Regions from separate parts of the Mus musculus genome. Here region 1 is linked to region 2. The links are chromatin loops, found by intact Hi-C in ENCODE. Cell type or tissue: heart. All regions are shown on one strand. Links, peaks and the distances in the headings refer to the core of each region. The heading gives the core; the rest is flanking DNA. Region 1 holds the start of Gm34849 (a long non-coding RNA gene). Region 2 overlaps Clec2e (C-type lectin domain family 2, member e).

Region 1 (8,541 bases), core at 235-8,234, 240 kb after region 2:
ATGAGTTGTGATTGTAGGTCAGAATCTTGCTTTTCAGGTGTGTTAGGTTATCCATGGCTTGTTGTGATGGGAGAACTGGGTTCTTATGGTGTCGAGTGGGATTGGTTTCTGTTGCTAATGTTCTTGTGTTTACCATTTACTATCTGGTTATCTCTGGTGTTAACTGGCCTTGCTGTCTTTGACTAGCCTGTCCCTCCTTGTAGGAAGGTAGCTCTCTGTAAGATGGGTGTCAGCAGGCCTTCTGGGAGGCAAACAGTGCTGTCTCTGGTTAGGAGGGCCTCCTGTGTCCCTGGCTCCAGCAAATCTCCTGTGACCCTGGTTAAGGGAGACCTCCTGAGAGCCAGGCTTTCTCTGGGTATGAGCAGGTTAGCGGGCCAAGTGAGCTGGAGTTCCTGGTCTGCCTCAGGTGAAATTGTGGACAGAAAGGAAGATGAGCCTCCAGCAGGGAAATAGTTCCTGCATCTGTTGGGCCTTGTGGGGACCCAATTAGGCCAGGTATTAGGGTGGGGAAGGGGGTCTCACCTGTGATCGTAGTTATGATGGAACTCCTAGAAGTCAGGCTGTCTCTAGGTATGAGAGGGGGTCTGGAGCACCCAATCTGCCTCAGGCAGACTTGCAAAAATGGTTTTTAATTACAGCAACTTCACATACTTTTCTGTCAAGGTAAGATGACAGGTATAAAGTATTAAATATAAAGTACATATATACACATATAAAGGATATGTATAGTATAAAGGGTATATCTCATATAGATGTCATGTACAGTATAAAAGGCATTTATAGTGTAAAGGGTACATTTATATTATATATAGTGTATATAGTACAAAGGGTATTTGTAGTATAAAGGGTATATATTGTATAAAGGTTATATATAGTACAAAAAGCATATTTGTATAAAGGGTATATAGTATAAAGGGCATATATAGTATAAAGGACATATATAGTATAAAGGACATATATAGTATAAAGGGCATATATAGTATAAAGGACATATATATTATAAAGGGCATATATAGTACAAAGTTTAAAGGGTTTGATCAGATGCATTGGATGGGATAATGCAAATCCCTCCATCATGGTGTCTGGTCAATGCAGACAATAGCAGATGCTGGGTCCACAGTGGAGTGGACTAATCCCAAGCCCTGAAGGGAGAGAAGATGGCAGGTATAAGATGTCTGGGCAGTCATGAATATGGTTCTCACCTGGTAAGTGGAATGGTAAATCAAAGCAGTGTCAGCTTGTCTGGCCGTATATGAAAGCTGCAAAAGACAAAGAAGCCAAGAGAGATGGACTGAGATGGTGACAGGCACAAGAGGAATTTCCTCAGAACATGTCAGTAGCTCATAAGAAGGAAAGGATGCTCTGAAACTTTCTTAAGAAATATAGAGGGGGCTGGAGAGATGGCTCAGCGGTTAGGAGAACTGACTGTTCTTCCAAAGGTCCTAAGTTCAAATCCCAGCAACCACATGGTGGCTCACAACCACCCGTAATGAGATATGACACCCTCTTCTGGTACAGCTGAAGACAGCTACAGTGTACTTAATGATAACAAATAAATCTTTGTAGCTGGGCGGTGGTGGCACACGCCTTTAATCCCAGCACTCGGGAGGCAGAGGCAGGTGGATTTCTGAGTTCGAGGCCAGCCTGCTCTACAAAGTGAGTTCCAGGACAGCCAGGGCTACACAGAGAAACCCTGTCTCGAAAAAAAACCAAAAAAAGAAAAAAAAAAAAAAAAAAGAAATATAGATAACTTATCTATAAATCTTATTCTTTAAAAAATGAGCTTAAGTGGATTGTAATCGATTATTCCTCTGCCCGTGAAATGAGCCCATATAAACCAGATTAGATTATATTAAAGGTGGGTTTGTTGGATATGTAAAACATGCGCCTCGGTCCCTTGTCCCTGGGCCGGAAACCAAACATTTCAGCCCTTTGTAGGTTATAAATGATTGAGAGTCAGCAGCATAATTGTCTGAGGGCTTCCTGTTGACATTAGGGCTCTGCAGTTATGGGGTGTGAACAAAGGGCTGGGATGCTGGCCAAGTCTGAGGAGGAACTGCTTGCTTCACTGTTGTCCAGGCTGTGGGACCATCTGTGGGTAAGAGCGGGAAGGCTCAGTTGAAGCAGTCTGTGAGGCTGGGCCAGAGCACCTGTGGGTAACTGTTTTGGAGCTTTGCTGGATGCAGATTCTGAGAGAACACCTGGAAGTTAGGGGCAGAAGATAAAGGTTAGAGAGAAAAACGTTTTTGGGGGTGGACATTTCAAACTCTTAGGCCCATGGTCTTGGGAGTTGGAGGAGAGGTGCAGGTCCCAGGATAGATCCCATCCGCAGGAAGAAACAGACTGTTAGTCGACAGTCCAGTGAGAGGTAGATTCAAATAAATTCCCGGAAGCTTACAAGAACCTTCTTAAGTTTACAAAAAGATAAATCCTTCGAAACTTGCATTTACCCACCTCAGAACATCTTCTTAGACCTTTAAACACTTTCTTAGACCCTTACTTTTTGGGAAGCTTTCATATTCCCAGACCTTACATAAACTTTTCCTATCCAATTATTTACCATGAGACACAGGTTGTTGATCACTGGGTTCAGACCCCTCAAAGACCTGAGAAGGATACTATAATCTAAATGGCCCATGTCTCAATTAAAATGACTGACTGACTCACCCATTACCCAGACAATCACCCCACTAGGATCCTGTGATGTCCATGGCTTAGTGGGGGGACACAGGTCACAGAGACAGATTAATCATTAGCTGCCAGGCCGGGCTAATCTGAGAGGCCTTCCTGTGGAGGAAGAACTGGGGAAACTGATCTTGCTTTGACTTAAGTAATGCAAGGCATGCCCAGTGCCCCTATTTGTCCACAGTTAAGGCCAGGCCTCAGGAGCAGGCAAGGCAGTTGAGCAATCTTTCTTAGTGGCTATCTTGCCACAATCCAGCTAGAATCCCTTCTTGTTGTGTCCATAACTTCTTGGAGACATTGGAGTTCCATTGCTAGGATTTGGAAGTCTGTCATTTTAAGCATCTTAACTTTAAGATTTTAAATGCCATATTCAGCAGGGCTCTGACAGGTTTGAGTGCTAGAACCTACTAGGCATATCTGGGTTAGAATCTATGTCTGTTTCTAGTTATCTTCTCTAAACTGTACATCTAGCAAACATAAAACAGGAGGCTAAATAAAGTTTTAATCATTAACTGCATCAGTTCTCAACATGACTTTAAATATAATTCCAAACAAATGAAAAGATATGATTATTTATAAGGTTAGTGGCTATCAACTTGTATTTCTTAGCTATACTAGCTTTTATGAGCCTAGAACCATAAATCTTATCTCAATTTAAAAGTATCTTTTGGAGACCTACTTCCTTGCACCTGTGCTGTGGCCCTTAAGAAAGATGGGAGTGAAACTATAATTCCACCCTCCTTATGCCAAAGTCAAGATGGCGACCAGTCACGTGATGATTATTTTCCTCCTGACAGCTTGGCGGGCCTTTTTTTTTTTTTTTAATTGGCTATTTTCTTTATTTACATTTCAAATGTTTTCCCCTTCCCAGGTCTCCCCTTCTGAAACCCCCTATCCAATCCCCCTTCCCCATGCCTCTATGAGGGTGCTCCCCCACCCAACCATCAACTCCCGTCTTTCTGGCATTCCCCTACACTGGGGCATCGAACACCCTCAGGCCCAAGGGCCTCTCCTTCCACTGATGTCCAACAAAGCCATCCGCTGCCACATATGCAGCCAGAGCCATAGATCCCTCCCTGTGTACTCTTTGGTTGGTACTCCTCCAGAGCACCGGGAGGTCTGGCCTGTTGACACTGTTGTTGCTCCCTACATGGGGCTGCAAACCCCCTCAGCTCCCTTTCTAACTCCTCCATCCCGGACCCGTGCTCAGTCCAATGGTTGGCTGCAAGGATTTGGCGGGCATTTTTAAATGAGCAGGCCAAGTCATTCACCATCATCATTACAATCAGTACTGCTGCTTCTGCTGCTAACAATGCTGAGGTCACACTGGACAGAGGGAAGTCGGTGAGGTGGAGGAGGGCAGGGCTAGGCGGCACCTGGAGCCCTGTGCTCACGGGGAGTGGGAGAGAGGAGAGAGTGCAGTTCCCAAAAGACCTGTACATGGGGAAGTTCAGGCTATTGGTCTATACACCTGCAGAATATTTTAGGGTCACGAAGGATGTTATGGTAATGAGTGCCCCCTGGTGGCTGTTTATACACATTGTGCAAGGGATTTTAATGACCAAGTCACAGAACAAAGAAAGACAGATGGTCTGAGACAGCCCCAATTTAGATAGAGTGTGTAGCAGATACCCCAAGGATGACTGAGGATCAGCTTTAGACTCAGTGTTTGCCCCCCACCCCCAGCCTTGCTGGAGACCCAAGGCCTGTGATGCAGCGTCTCACGTGATAGCCTGGGTCTCACTTGATAGCCTGCGGTGGAACTGTGGTGGGTGGGGAAACCCTGGAAAGCCATCTCCAAATCCAAAGGCTCTCTGAAGCAAAGACCTGGTCTGTGTTCTGGAATAGTCAGGCTCGCCCTGCTAAGGCCACAGCTTTGCAGAGGCTCTCGGGGCCCTGGACCTGGGAAAGGTACCCGGTACCTCTTAGGCTATGGCTGGGAAATGGTGACTTGACTGATCTCAAAGTCGATCTCCTCAAGCTGAGAGTAATGAAGAAGAGGTCTCAGTCCCCTGGGTGGGGACTCAACTTCTCCTGGGATTTCAGCAACATCGGAAAGGTTATTTCTCCTGTTAGTGAAATGAACCAGTTCGAGAATGTACTCATTACAGTGACATTTAGTGAAAATTGATGTCCTGTGGGAATCAACCCAGAAGCATAACAACTTCAAAAAAGGGTGAACAGTAATTGCTAGCCCCTTTCAAGCCTGTGAAAATCAAAGTTTCTGGAAAGAAGCAGAGACTTCCACATAAACTTCTGTAAGGCTGATTAGAGCTTTAGTGGCCGCTGAGGGTTGGAAATGCTGTGAGCCACTTTTATGAGCCACTTTAGACCTCTAGAAAAAATGAGAGAGAGAGAGAGAGAGAGAGAGAGAGAGAGAGAGAGAGAGAGAGAGAGAGAGAGAAGCAAGGAAGGAAGAACCATTTATTTTATGCACATTAGTGCTTTTCTTGTATATATGTATGTGTACCTTGTACATGCCTGGTACTCCTGAAGGTCAAAAGAGAACATCAGATCTCCCTGGAGAGGAGTCATCTCTCCAGCCCTCCATCTTTAGCCCTCACAATAACTGTTGCTCCCCTCTGTCCCTGACCTTTCTCGCCATCGAATAACTCAGAAGACTAGCTCTCCTTGGCATATATTAACAGACAGGTAGCTTCCACCGATCCAAAAACAGAGAGCATCACCAGGTAACATCTGAGCCTATACCAACGGCTCCCACTTTACTGTAACCATGTCTCTCACATCTCCACCGATGTGCTTGACAAGTGTCTTTGGGTGTGGCTTCCTTTGCTCTATTTTGGGTAATCTAAATCTGTGTTTCTGGGCATAGTCACTCATTTTGTCTCCAGAGTAAATGCTTATTCCCTTTGAAGTGAGAATTGTGCTTCTGCTCACAATGAAGAGTGACTCTGGGGACTTGATAGAAGAGCACACTGCCACTGTAGGAGAGGAGAGGCAGAGAAGAGAGAGAAGAGAGATTAGATACCAGCAAGCTGAGATTGCTTTATTGGAATAGAGAGGGGCCCAAACTTTCCATGGCATGAAGGTTGAACACATTTACAGGGGATGGGGACATAGGTGTTGGTGTGTGCATGTCTATATGTGTCTGTGTGTGTGTGTCTGTGTGTGTGTCTATGTGTGTCTATGTGTGTCTGTGTGTGTCTGTGTGTGTGTGTCTGTGTGTGTGTCTATGTGTGTCTATGTGTGTCTGTGTGTGTGTCTGTGTGTGTGTCTGTGTGTGTGTCTATGTGTGTCTATGTGTGTCTATGTGTGTCTGTGTGTGTGTCTATGTGTGTCTGTGTGTGTGTGTCTGTGTGTGTCTGTGTGTGTCTGTGTGTGTCTGTGTGTGTCTGTGTGTGTCTGTGTGTGTGTCTCTGTGTGTGTGTGTCTGTGTGTATCTGTGGCTACCAGGAAGATACAGCTGTGTTTGTGGTTTGATTGGAAGCAGAATACGTTGTTTTCAGTACCCAGGCTCTTACCCAAAATATCCCAACTCCGGTCAGGTGAAAAAGAAAAAGGACAGAGAGCAGACACCATTTGGGGAGGCTGCTGTTGGGTCTCAAAGGTAGGGTGGCCATGTTGGGGTTAGATAAAAGCTGCTAGGTTTTGGAACATGAAGAATATAGCGATGCTGTGAGTGAGGAAGTTGGTGAAACAGCTGAAAAGCAGGGACCAAACAGTAAAGTTAGCACAACTGCAATGATTGGCCATCCGAAAGTGTGATCCCCAGTCCCCAAGCAGCCAGGTGTCCCTCCAGAAAGCACTGCCTGCCTTTTCTCTGCGTTTAACTCCTTCTAACAATCACTTACATCACTCTCCCCAGGTCGAGCTGATTCTCCTCAAAGCGACACTCTGTCCTCCTGTCTTAGCATTGATTAAGTTCAGCCCTCTGTGGTTTTGCATGGGCCACCACAGCTGGAAATCTATTTTAGTTTGTTGTCAAAGGCCAGCTTTGACACCACAGGATAAATCAAGTCAGGCAGCAAGGTGTATCCTCAGCGATTGGGGTTAGTGCTGAGAGGAGCTGGTGGATGTGGGGGGGTCAGTTCAGATAGTGACCAACGAGGGTTGCTGCCTATGCAGCCAGCGATTAGAGAAAAGAAAAGGAGGGAAATCAAACACACACACAAACAAACACACACACGAACAAACACACACACACACACAAACACATACACACAAACAAACACACACACAAACATACGCACACACACAAACAAACACACACACAAACATACACACACACACAAACAAACACACACACAAACATACACACACACACACAAACAAACACACACACAGTGGGTGAAGCAAAAGCAGGCTCCAGCGATTTATTTTTTTTCTCTTAACCCTCTTTTGTACCCCTTTAAAAAAGTTTTCTATCTAAAAAGAAAGTTACCTCATAGCCACAAGTTGAGCAATCACCACAAAAACATATTAAAATAGATCAAAATCGTTACACAAGGGGAAATTACAACAGGATTGTTGATTATGTATTTCTTTTTTGAAACTTATATCTAGTTTAAAAAATTCTCATCTATCTTTATTTCCACAAGCTCACTGTAACCCCAAAGCAGCAATTCTTTTGTCATTGATTAACAAAGTCTGAGCAGGTCAAGTCTAGAGTAGCAAGGGTGTCCCTGTGCTATTGATTGATGTTGGTCGTAGGTGCAGCCATAGACAGAGAAGCTCAACAAGATGCTAAGCCTTCATTTTCTGAAGGAGCAGAGGGGCCCAACCTTCCCAGGAAAGACTGACACCCAGCTAGCTCACATCAGTTACCTTATTTAAACACCAAACAAGGTTAACTGGGTCTGGGAAAGGTTCCAGCTACCAAAGTTATCTTGCCCTTTGCTCCTCAGGATAGCAGACAACACACACAAATCTCAGTCCCTTTTTAACATGGCTAGTCATAATCAAAAGGAAGAACTCCGGGTTTGCCAGGAGTCGTAGGACCAAGATTAGAGCAGCTGCAAGCTCTCACATAGCACCCAGTGCAGACTCTCCAGAGAGAAAACATTTCTTCAAGGTTTAAACAGGCCCATAACAAGTTCTCAGCCTCTACTGATTGACCCAAACCTAACAAAAACTTTGCTGTAATAGTTCACTCAAAGCCAGACACAAAGGCTTTACTACTCGTCTCACTGAATTAATTTTCACAATATATACCGCCTCCTGAAGGAAACCAAGGCATTCCCTTGTGAATACACACCTCATCTGTGGCCAGCGTAAGTATTGTACAGGGAAGGTGGGAAGCATCCTCCCAACATCTGTAGAATTTTCATCTTACCAGAAGAAAGTTCAAGGTATACCTGAGAGATACAATTATATCTCGGCTATGCATTCAAAATAAAAATATATAGCTTGGTCCCTACCAACGAATGTAACTCTAGAGCCTCTTAAAAGATGTTTGTGGGCGGGAAGAAAAAATGTGTACACCAAGCTGGCCTCAAACTCAGATCCTTCTGCCTCTGCCTCTTCAGCATATCCTACAGGCCTGTGCCCCAGAGCTGGAAAGAACCCTTTTTTGCTAATTTTCTAATTGAAGCTTTCTCTTTATGACCTAGGTTGCCTAGATATTCCATGGATGTTTTCAAGAAATTCAAGCAAAGAACTGAGGGCCCCCTGCTGGCCTCTCCTAGAAACACAGGTCAACAATGCCAGGCAGCTTCCAGGCCAACAACACTCTAGTCTGCTGTGTGGTGCATCTCTGCTGTGCTGGCTATTTAGTCATCTGACCTCCACATTCACAGCACATGATCAGTACGGGGAAAGGCTGCACATGGAGGGCACTTTCCTCAGAGGTGACTAACAGGTCTCAAAAATAAGTTCTCTGACAACCTGCTCAGCCCA
Region 2 (8,541 bases), core at 278-8,277:
ATTCAGGTTCCCTACTCTCAAATGACTTTAGCTTGTGTCAAGTTCACATAAACCTATCCAGTACAAACCTTTTATCAAGTTAGGGAAGTTCCTTGAGTTCTTAATGTGCTCAGAGTTGTTATTTTGTATTTACCTTGAATTTTGAATATACTTTTGCTGATATTAATGAAATGGTTGTTGTTTTAATTTTCTTCTTCTGATAATATATTGAATTACATATCATTACGTAGTTCTTTAGAGTGAGCAAGTGAATTATCTAGTTAGTTACATTCACAGATAGAACAGGGTCTGATATAGTTCTCTCAACCTCTTACTCAATTTTTTTATTTTTATTTTATTTTTTTAATTTTTATTTTTTATTTTTTGGTTTGGTTTTTTTTTGTTTTTTGTTTTTTTTTTTTTTGAAACAGGGTTTCTCTGTATAGCCCTGGCTGTCCTGGAACTCACTCTGTAGACCAGGCTGGCCTCGAACTCAGAAATCTGCCTGTCTCTGCCTCCCAAGTGCTGGGATTAAAGGCATGTGCCACCACCGCAGGCTTTTTTTTAAAAAGATTTATTTATTTTATGTATGTCCATTACAGATGGTTGTAAGCCACCATGTGGGTGCTGGGAATTGAACTCACGACCTCTAGAAGAGCAGTCAGTGCTCTTAAATGCTGAGCCATCTCTCCAGCCCCCTTACTCAATATTTAACCAAGATTGGCCTTGAACTCCTGACTTTCTTGTATTAGTAGCCACATTCCTGAGCCATCACTCCTGACACATTGATTTTTTTTTTCTCTTTACTGTTATTATGGTTTCCTCAGCCCTAACCAGATCTATTCACATGGAACTGTACCTATAGATAACTTTGTTGGTGTTTCTTCTTCATCCTGATCTTCACTCTTTCTGTTTCTTGCTCTCTCATTGGCCCTTACTTCTATAACTTGATGATTCTATGACACAAAGTCTGTTTCCCTTTCCTCTAGTGTTCTGTCAGCCAAAGATATCATTTATGGACTGAAAACTTCTGTGAAGGGGTTTTCACTAGGGGAGTACAAGACAAATATGCACATGATTCTGGGATAAATTTATATTTTTCTATAAAAGGTTTGCAAAATTGACATTCTCAGATTTATATTTTCAGGTAAAAAACTCCAAGCAAAATGTCTCGGAATCATCTCCGCTGCATCTTGTGTTAAACTTTACTGCTGCTATGGAGTGATCATGGTCCTTACTGTAGCTGTAGTTGCTCTTTCTGTTACTTTGTCAGGTAAGTGACTTATTCTTCAAATTCTGTGACACTCTGTCCATATTCATTGTCAGTTATACTTACTGACCACTGTGACTCAGGCATTGTGGGAAGGGTGCCAGAGAAAACACACTGGAAGTTCCTGTTGTCTGGGAACTTAGGTTCCATCAGGAAGATGCAGTGAAAGAACACACAGGCCATGGTGTACACAGGAGTCTTGGCTCAGCATCCCTGGGAAGATGACGTTCAGCAAGCTCTAAAGAGAGATGCAGAGGGCATAGGTCCCCTTAGGGAACTGTTCAAGGCAGATAACAAGGAGATAAAATCTCAAAGTAGGAACCTCAAGGAGTAGGAACCCAAAGCTGCAGCTAAAGGGAAGTGAGAATAGTGAGTAGTCATATGGTTGGGAAAGGTACAGAACCCATGACCCATAGTTAGAAAATTCTAGAATATGATTCCTAAGGGATTAATTGTGGACTGTTTTGAATAATGTGGCAAACTCTTGTATACCTTTGCTGCCGTAGCTGGAGAAAATGTTTTATAATATTGTTTGATATCCTGGTTTTTGGAGACAGGGTTTCTCTGTGTATCCCTGGCTGCCCTGAAACACATTATTTACACCAAGCTGGCATTGAACTTGGAAATCAGCCTACCTCTGCCTCCCAAGTGCTGGGATTAAATATGTGCACCACCAATGCCTGAATCATTTATGTAATCAACTTTAGCTGCACCAATGACTAATATACAAGTCTAAACAGGTTAAACATTTGCCAACAAATCTTAGTGTAACCTAAACTATTATGTAACCCTAAAAAGAGTCATATAAAAGAAGTGATGTCATCCTCACTGCCTGTATATTTGTCCCTTTCACTAAAGCCTTGTAGTGCTGGATATGAGAACTGGAAACAACTATAACACAGCCCCAGTAAAAATATTTGGGGTATCATTCCCCCATTTAATATTTTGCTTCAAAGATCACTTGTTTCTTGAAATTCAGTAGACATTTGAAAGAACAACCGACCAATTCTGATGTTACCGGAAGGAAAAGGAGAAGGTAGAGAAGAAATATATCTGTTATTTTTCTAAGATGTCCTCTGAAACATTGCTGTAGTTGGAGCTTTTTACACACACACACACACACCACCACCACCACAACAACAACAACAACAGCAACAACATACAAACATGCTTACATAATTGCACACACATATACCACCAACAACAACAATAACAACAACAACAAGAACAACATACATACACATGCTAGCACAATTGCACACACACACACACACACACACACACACACACACACACACACATCACTTTATTATAATAGACTCACAGGTAAACAAACACATCACTCGGCCCCATCAACACAGCCACTCATACACTTGCTGGGTCTCCAAACCTTGGTATCTCACTAACTTCCACACACTTAGAATAGCCATTGTGAAGCCATGAAGCTTTGCTTATGGTTTAGACTTGTCAGTCACATTTTTATGCACTTGTCTTCCACACACAAAAAAAAGAAAAACTATGGAAGAGTTGAAACTAAAAAAATAATTCTGTTTTTAAACTTTGCACAACTTATAGCCCATTACTTGCATCCTGTCCTTCCTTGTCACTTTATATCACTCTTCTTTCTTCTCCTCTCCACATGGTATTCCATGAGCACCCACACAGCTGCTTACACTGTCTGCTATAGGCTGGGACTGGATGTGAAGGCTTACAATGGGCTTATTTTCTTGGACCTTGGATTACCTTCCTTAATATTATACTTTCTAGGTACCCCCCCTCCTACAAATTTCATTTACAGCTAAATAACATTCTTGTTTGTGCCTGTAACACATTTACATTATCCATCAGTTGGTGAGCATCTGGGTCAGTTCTGTTTCCTTGCAGATAGAGGAGCAATAAACACAGATGTGCAAGTATCTCTGTGGTAGGATGTGGAGTTCTCTTCATATATGCCCAGGAATATCATAGCTGGGCCACACAGCAGGTCTAGTTTTAAGTTTTCTGAGAACCCTCCATGTGGACTATATCTGCTTGTACTTCCACCAGTCGTAAATAAGTGTCCCCATTTCTTAATATGCTTCTGAACAGGCTGAGTTCTGCCTCTGAGTTTTCTGCCTCTGCCTCCGCCTCTGCCTCTGCCTCTGCCTCTGCCTCTGCCTCTGCCTCTGCCTCTGCCTCTGCCTCTGCCTCTGCCTCTGCCTCTGCCTCTGCCTCTGCCTCTGCCTCTGCCTCTCTGCCTCTGCCTCTGCCTCTGCCTCTGCCTCTGCCTCTGCCTCTGCCTCTGCCTCTGCCTCTGCCTCTGCCTCTGCCTCTACCTCTACCTCCTGATTACTGGGATTAAAGGTATATGCCACTACTGCCCAACGTGGTTGACAAACTTCTTGATGATAGCCAATCTGAGTTTCTATACCAAGAGCCAGTATATGTTTACACACACACATATATATACATATACATATATACATATATATATGCAAACATACATATATATACACACACACATATATATGGAAATATACATATAAATGTATATATGCAGATATATGTATATATACATATATAGAGAAAGAGGGAGTATGTGTGTGTGTGTGTGTCAGAATTATAGGAAGCTTATGATCAAAATGTTGGTATCAAAAATTATTTGACCCTGCCATGTTTTGCATGCTGGCATTTTTCTATACTAACATCCAGACAAGTAAGGAGTTTCTTTCTTTTGTTAGAGAAAAGGAGAATGTGAAGGAGAATTATGGGAAAGCACACTGTAGGATGCTAGGAATCAGGGACAGTCCTAAGGAGCTGATGGCCTAGAAAAGAGTTTCTCACAGGGTATGGTGTCTTGTTCCTAGCACTTAGGAAGAACAGCCAGGAGGATTACAATTACAATCTCCAGACAAGTTCAGCCCACATAGTGAGATCAAGGCCAGGCAGTGAGACATAGCTAGATTCTGTCTCAAAACACAAAGAAGAAAAGTGAAAATATTCCCTTAGATCCCCACTGGAAGGCTCTGTATTGGGGACCTTCATGCTAGGAGGGGCCCCCTAGTGTCAGTTAAGAAAACTACAGTCCAAGTACACACCTCACAACTGAAGTTTGGATGGCTAGACAAAGGGATCAGACTTGGAAATGTCTCTTTGTTACATTTTATATTACTGTCTCCATTTAAGTGAGAAAGAAAAAACCAGTCATGGAGAGCTGTGAACCTTGCTATGCTGTATGCTCAAGTGGCTGGATTGGATTTGGAAATAAATGCTTTTATTTTTCTGAAGACATGGGAAACTGGACATTCAGTCAGTCCTCCTGCATAGCACTAGATGCCCATCTAGCTCTATTTGACAGCTTGGAGGAACTGGTAAGAAAGGGGATCAGTAATGGGTTTGTTGTTTTGTTGAATATGTACTACTGCTTTGAGATTGAGAGCTTGGGGCTAAAGCATGAGGAAGAATCTCATTCAGGCAGATGGGGTATATGCAGAAGACAGTAGTTTGTGCCATTTCCTGGTGTTATTGCTTCTGGCTTGAGCCCTAAGCTATTGCAGAGATCTGTTATCATGTAGTGCGCATAGTAAGACCTTACAGGCCACACATACAATTTTCTGAGATACCTTGTGGTCATGTAAGCTCTTCTCCAAGCATTCACTTGTTGCATAATGAATTTGGCATCTATTAAAAATGGCAAGGACATTGTAAATCAAGGACCTACCAAGTCACATCAATGTATTTTGGGTTATGGGTGTAAAATGCTTATACTGAGAACTAAGGGTTATTATGGCTCCAAAGTTGATGAGCCTCAGTTATAAGATGCTGTCATCTTGAGAGGAGGCTCTAGGGTGGAGACTCAAGGGTCATGTTAAACTGAGAGACACATGTATTTCCTTTATCTGTGTTATGACAGAATTTTCTGAAGAGATACAAGGGGGCTTCTGACCACTGGATTGGACTACACAGAGAGTCTTCAGAACACCCTTGGATATGGACAGACAACACTGAGTATAACAACTTGTACGTTTTCAGAAAACTTACGCTTATACTGTGTTTATTTGCTGTGAAATGTGTGCATTGTATCTGTAAGAGATGCAAACACCACAACATCACAAACTCAGGTTTTTTTTTTTATATCATCCAATTCATTGGCCATCTTTCAACACATTTACTTAGAGTAATTTCACTCAAAAATCTATACCATAATAATGGCATCTGGGGGAGATATTGTCTGTTTTATATCACCAACTGAAAATTTTTCTTTACTGGTGTCAGAACTATATATCAGGGAGGGTGGAGGAGGAGTGTTAAAAAGCCCAGGAAGCCAGTGCAGAACTGCATGGGTAAGACTTGTTGGTCCTCTGTTCTCCCTGTACCTGTTTACTGAAGCTGATATTCCAGGGATATTGGTAACCTTTCTAATGCCTCCTCATCAAAAAGCCCAGAGACAGCTCTTGTGTGAGCATAGCTAGCCATTTTGAACAGAGCCATTTCAGTGGAGTGGTAAAATACAGATATAGTCACATCCATCATTAAGACCTCCAAGAAATTTATTAAGAAGTAGGGTTTCCCTCACTTTTATACATGTGTAAAATACATCAAGAACTGAAAATCACCCTCAGTGATGTCACCCTGAGCAGCAGTTTGTTTGAGCATAATAGCAAGCACCAGTTAATTCCTTTGTACACACATCCCAGGGTTCAACATAGATGAATGACAAAGATGTGATGTTCAAATCAACCCTGAGGATGTAAAAGATGCTAGGTTTAAAACTAGATCAGGTGTTTTAATGCAATGCTAGCCTGTGCAGTAATTATTATTTGTTCTTTGCTTTAGGGTTCTCACCCGAGGAGGAGGAGAATGTGCCTACTTGAGTAACAGGGGGATCTACAACAGCAGTGGGGATATACATAAAAAATGGATTTGTAACAAGCCCAACAACTACACCTTACAGCGCCCACTAATTGTAAATCCCGGATAGGGAATGTGCCAAAGCATGCGTGAGAAACTGATGCTCTGTGACCTGTTATCTACAGTTGCTCCTCTACTCATATCTACCAAAACTATTATCAAAATTCATCAGTAATCACACTGACAGCAAAGATGAAAACTTGCTTAAAGGATCATAGATATACTGCATAGAATTTGGATAGATGATTCTAAATCAAATAGGTGTTTGGGTATAAGTACTGATAGGTAAAACTAAAGTATAAACAAATCTGTATTAGTGAGGTACATTTTGTGATCAGGTATGAACTTTTTTCATTGGTCCTTGCTATGAATTCAGAGGCACTAAAAATGTGGGGTGACTGAACCCATGGAAGTTTATTCTGTAATCACAGGACAGATAATAATTGGCTTGTGGCCTCCAAACATTATAGACAGTATAGTCATCATTCTTTTAAAAAATTCAATGACCAATCTGAAAGCAGATAGAGACAGGATTAAAAGCAATGCTTTACACTAAGATTTAATAGCATTGTCAAATAATTTTACACTTTACTTCTCAGATTTTTTAAAAATTGAAACAGACTAAGAATATGTTACAAACAAATTTCATTTTCCAAATTTAACAGTTTTAAGAACTCCATACATGATTATGCCATTTGAATTTTATTCTTTAATAGGTTCTTTTCAGATGAGGAGATAGCTGATTACTGAAACCCCTTCAGATGCCTAATCTTGCAATCATTTACACATTGTTAAATTTTAAGGACAAAATATTTTAAATTTTTGGATCATGTGCTATACTGTACTGATGAGTCCCAAAAAGGACGAAATAACAGTTCACAAACAATTTCTCTGTTAACTTTCTTCTTACTTTGTATATGGATTAAACCTTCTCACGCATGCTAGGCAAACACCGTACTACTGAAATTTACCACTATCCCTTTTTCTAAATTTTGTTTAATAACAAAGTCACTCTGTAAACCCCAGAAGGCGATATTCCTGAGATAGCCTGAGACAACCTGTGGACTTGGCAACATAATGCTAAAAGCTTTGACAGACTTGTGCTAACAACTTAGTGTGAGAGACCAAAATGTGGGAAACCAGAACCTCAGCAACTCTCACCCTGAAGATCTGGCTGACCCTTTGATGGGAGTTATGTCATCCCTTCCTTCATGTCTCTACTTGGAGCCTGGGACTGTTTAGATAAAGCCAGCATCACCTCCTCCTTCATGTCTCCATTTGGTTCCTGGGACTGTTTAGATAGGGCCGGCACTCCGAGATAAGCTGCAAGATGTTTGAAGCCTGCAATCAGCATCCGCCCCAGATGTCTATCCCTTTATCTGTACTTTTATTATACCCTCCCGAACCCTCCCTATTTGTTTCTCATTGTGTGCTTATAACCAGGCTCCTAGACTCCATTAAACAGACCTTGACAACTCTTTGCTTGGTCTCGCTCCCTTTTCTCTGACCATTTCTCTTCCAGGCCTCAGTCCTCCTAGACCCATGGAATAACTAAGTCCTGCTGGACGGGACAACTTAGCAACAAAGCATCAAGAAGTCTGGCATGGCAGGCTTTCCCTTTATAAGCACAAACTCTTAGTAAACTTTGGGCATGATCAGAAATCTGTCTTGGTCTTGTTACTTCTCACCTTCCTCTCCTGTTAGAGACCATACTGTGAGAAAGCGAGCCCTTCACAATCTCCCACCCTGACAAGCCAAATGGTCTTGTGCCAGGAACCGGTCATCACTCCCTTCTCCCTGTTCCCTTCCTGGCACCTGAGGCTGTAAAAGCTGAATTATAGTCCCCTCTTCCTTATCTCTTTCTGACTCCCATGACTTCCAAGGACATGAGTTACAAGCTGAGCCTGGCCTGACACCCAAGGCTATTAAGGAGAATCTATGTTCCGAAGATAAGACTCAGAGTGCCCACCACTCTGACTTCAGCCCTCATGTCAGCAGATGCCCACTGCTTTGTTCTTTGTTAATTCCCCCTCAACCCTTCCCTATTCCCCTCGATGTGTGCTTTAAAAGCCGGCGTTTCAGCCTAATAAACTGAGACCTCCATAGGACCCTCTACTTGGTCTCCAGCTCCTTTTTCTCTTCCTCCCATTTTCTCCCAGATTTGCGGTCCCCCTCGCACCCACAAATAACTGAGTCCCTCGGGACGGGATACTCTCCCATACAGCTCCAACCTCCCACTCACAGGAACCCAGTTAGTGTGGCCACAGGTGGCTACAGATGGCGCCCGAACAGGTACGGGTGGGACCTGAGTATGAGTAGATCAACTGAGAGAACACTGTCTTGGTAGAGCTCTACAAGAAAGAATAGTAAGAAGATGTATCTGGCACAGTGAGCAACACTTT

Evidence for each region. A loop is a pair of places that touch in the nucleus more often than their neighbours do. Peaks named below come from ENCODE experiments on the same cell type or tissue, not always from the same donor. Only the 100,000 strongest peaks of a DNase experiment are listed, where the experiment ranks them.
Region 1: it touches region 2 in a loop (3-fold over the local background); 7 of 42 quality-filtered maps call a loop at or near these places.

What each region holds. Positions count from the first base shown.
Region 1 is chr6:128,849,920-128,858,460 of GRCm38, reverse strand. It overlaps BC035044 (cDNA sequence BC035044), which reads left to right. Exons shown (of 3, transcript NM_001254946.1): 3 at 8,256-8,541. The coding sequence ends at 8,379. Gm34849 (a long non-coding RNA gene) reads right to left here and starts at 1,428. Exons shown (of 3, transcript XR_378059.1): 1 at 1,203-1,428; 2 at 523-655. In heart, for the core only: CTCF peaks have their summits at 2,083 and 4,217 (motif pointing left); DNase peaks (open chromatin) are centred at 2,040, 3,760 and 4,130; H3K27ac peaks cover 386 bases.
Region 2 is chr6:129,091,074-129,099,614 of GRCm38, reverse strand. It overlaps Clec2e (C-type lectin domain family 2, member e), which reads left to right. Exons shown (of 5, transcript NM_153506.4): 2 at 1,127-1,252; 3 at 4,415-4,599; 4 at 5,142-5,248; 5 at 6,065-7,799. The coding sequence ends at 6,209. Among named protein-coding and RNA genes, the nearest start is that of Clec2e, 5.6 kb to the left of the region's middle. In heart, for the core only: a CTCF peak has its summit at 4,292; DNase peaks (open chromatin) are centred at 1,434 and 4,264.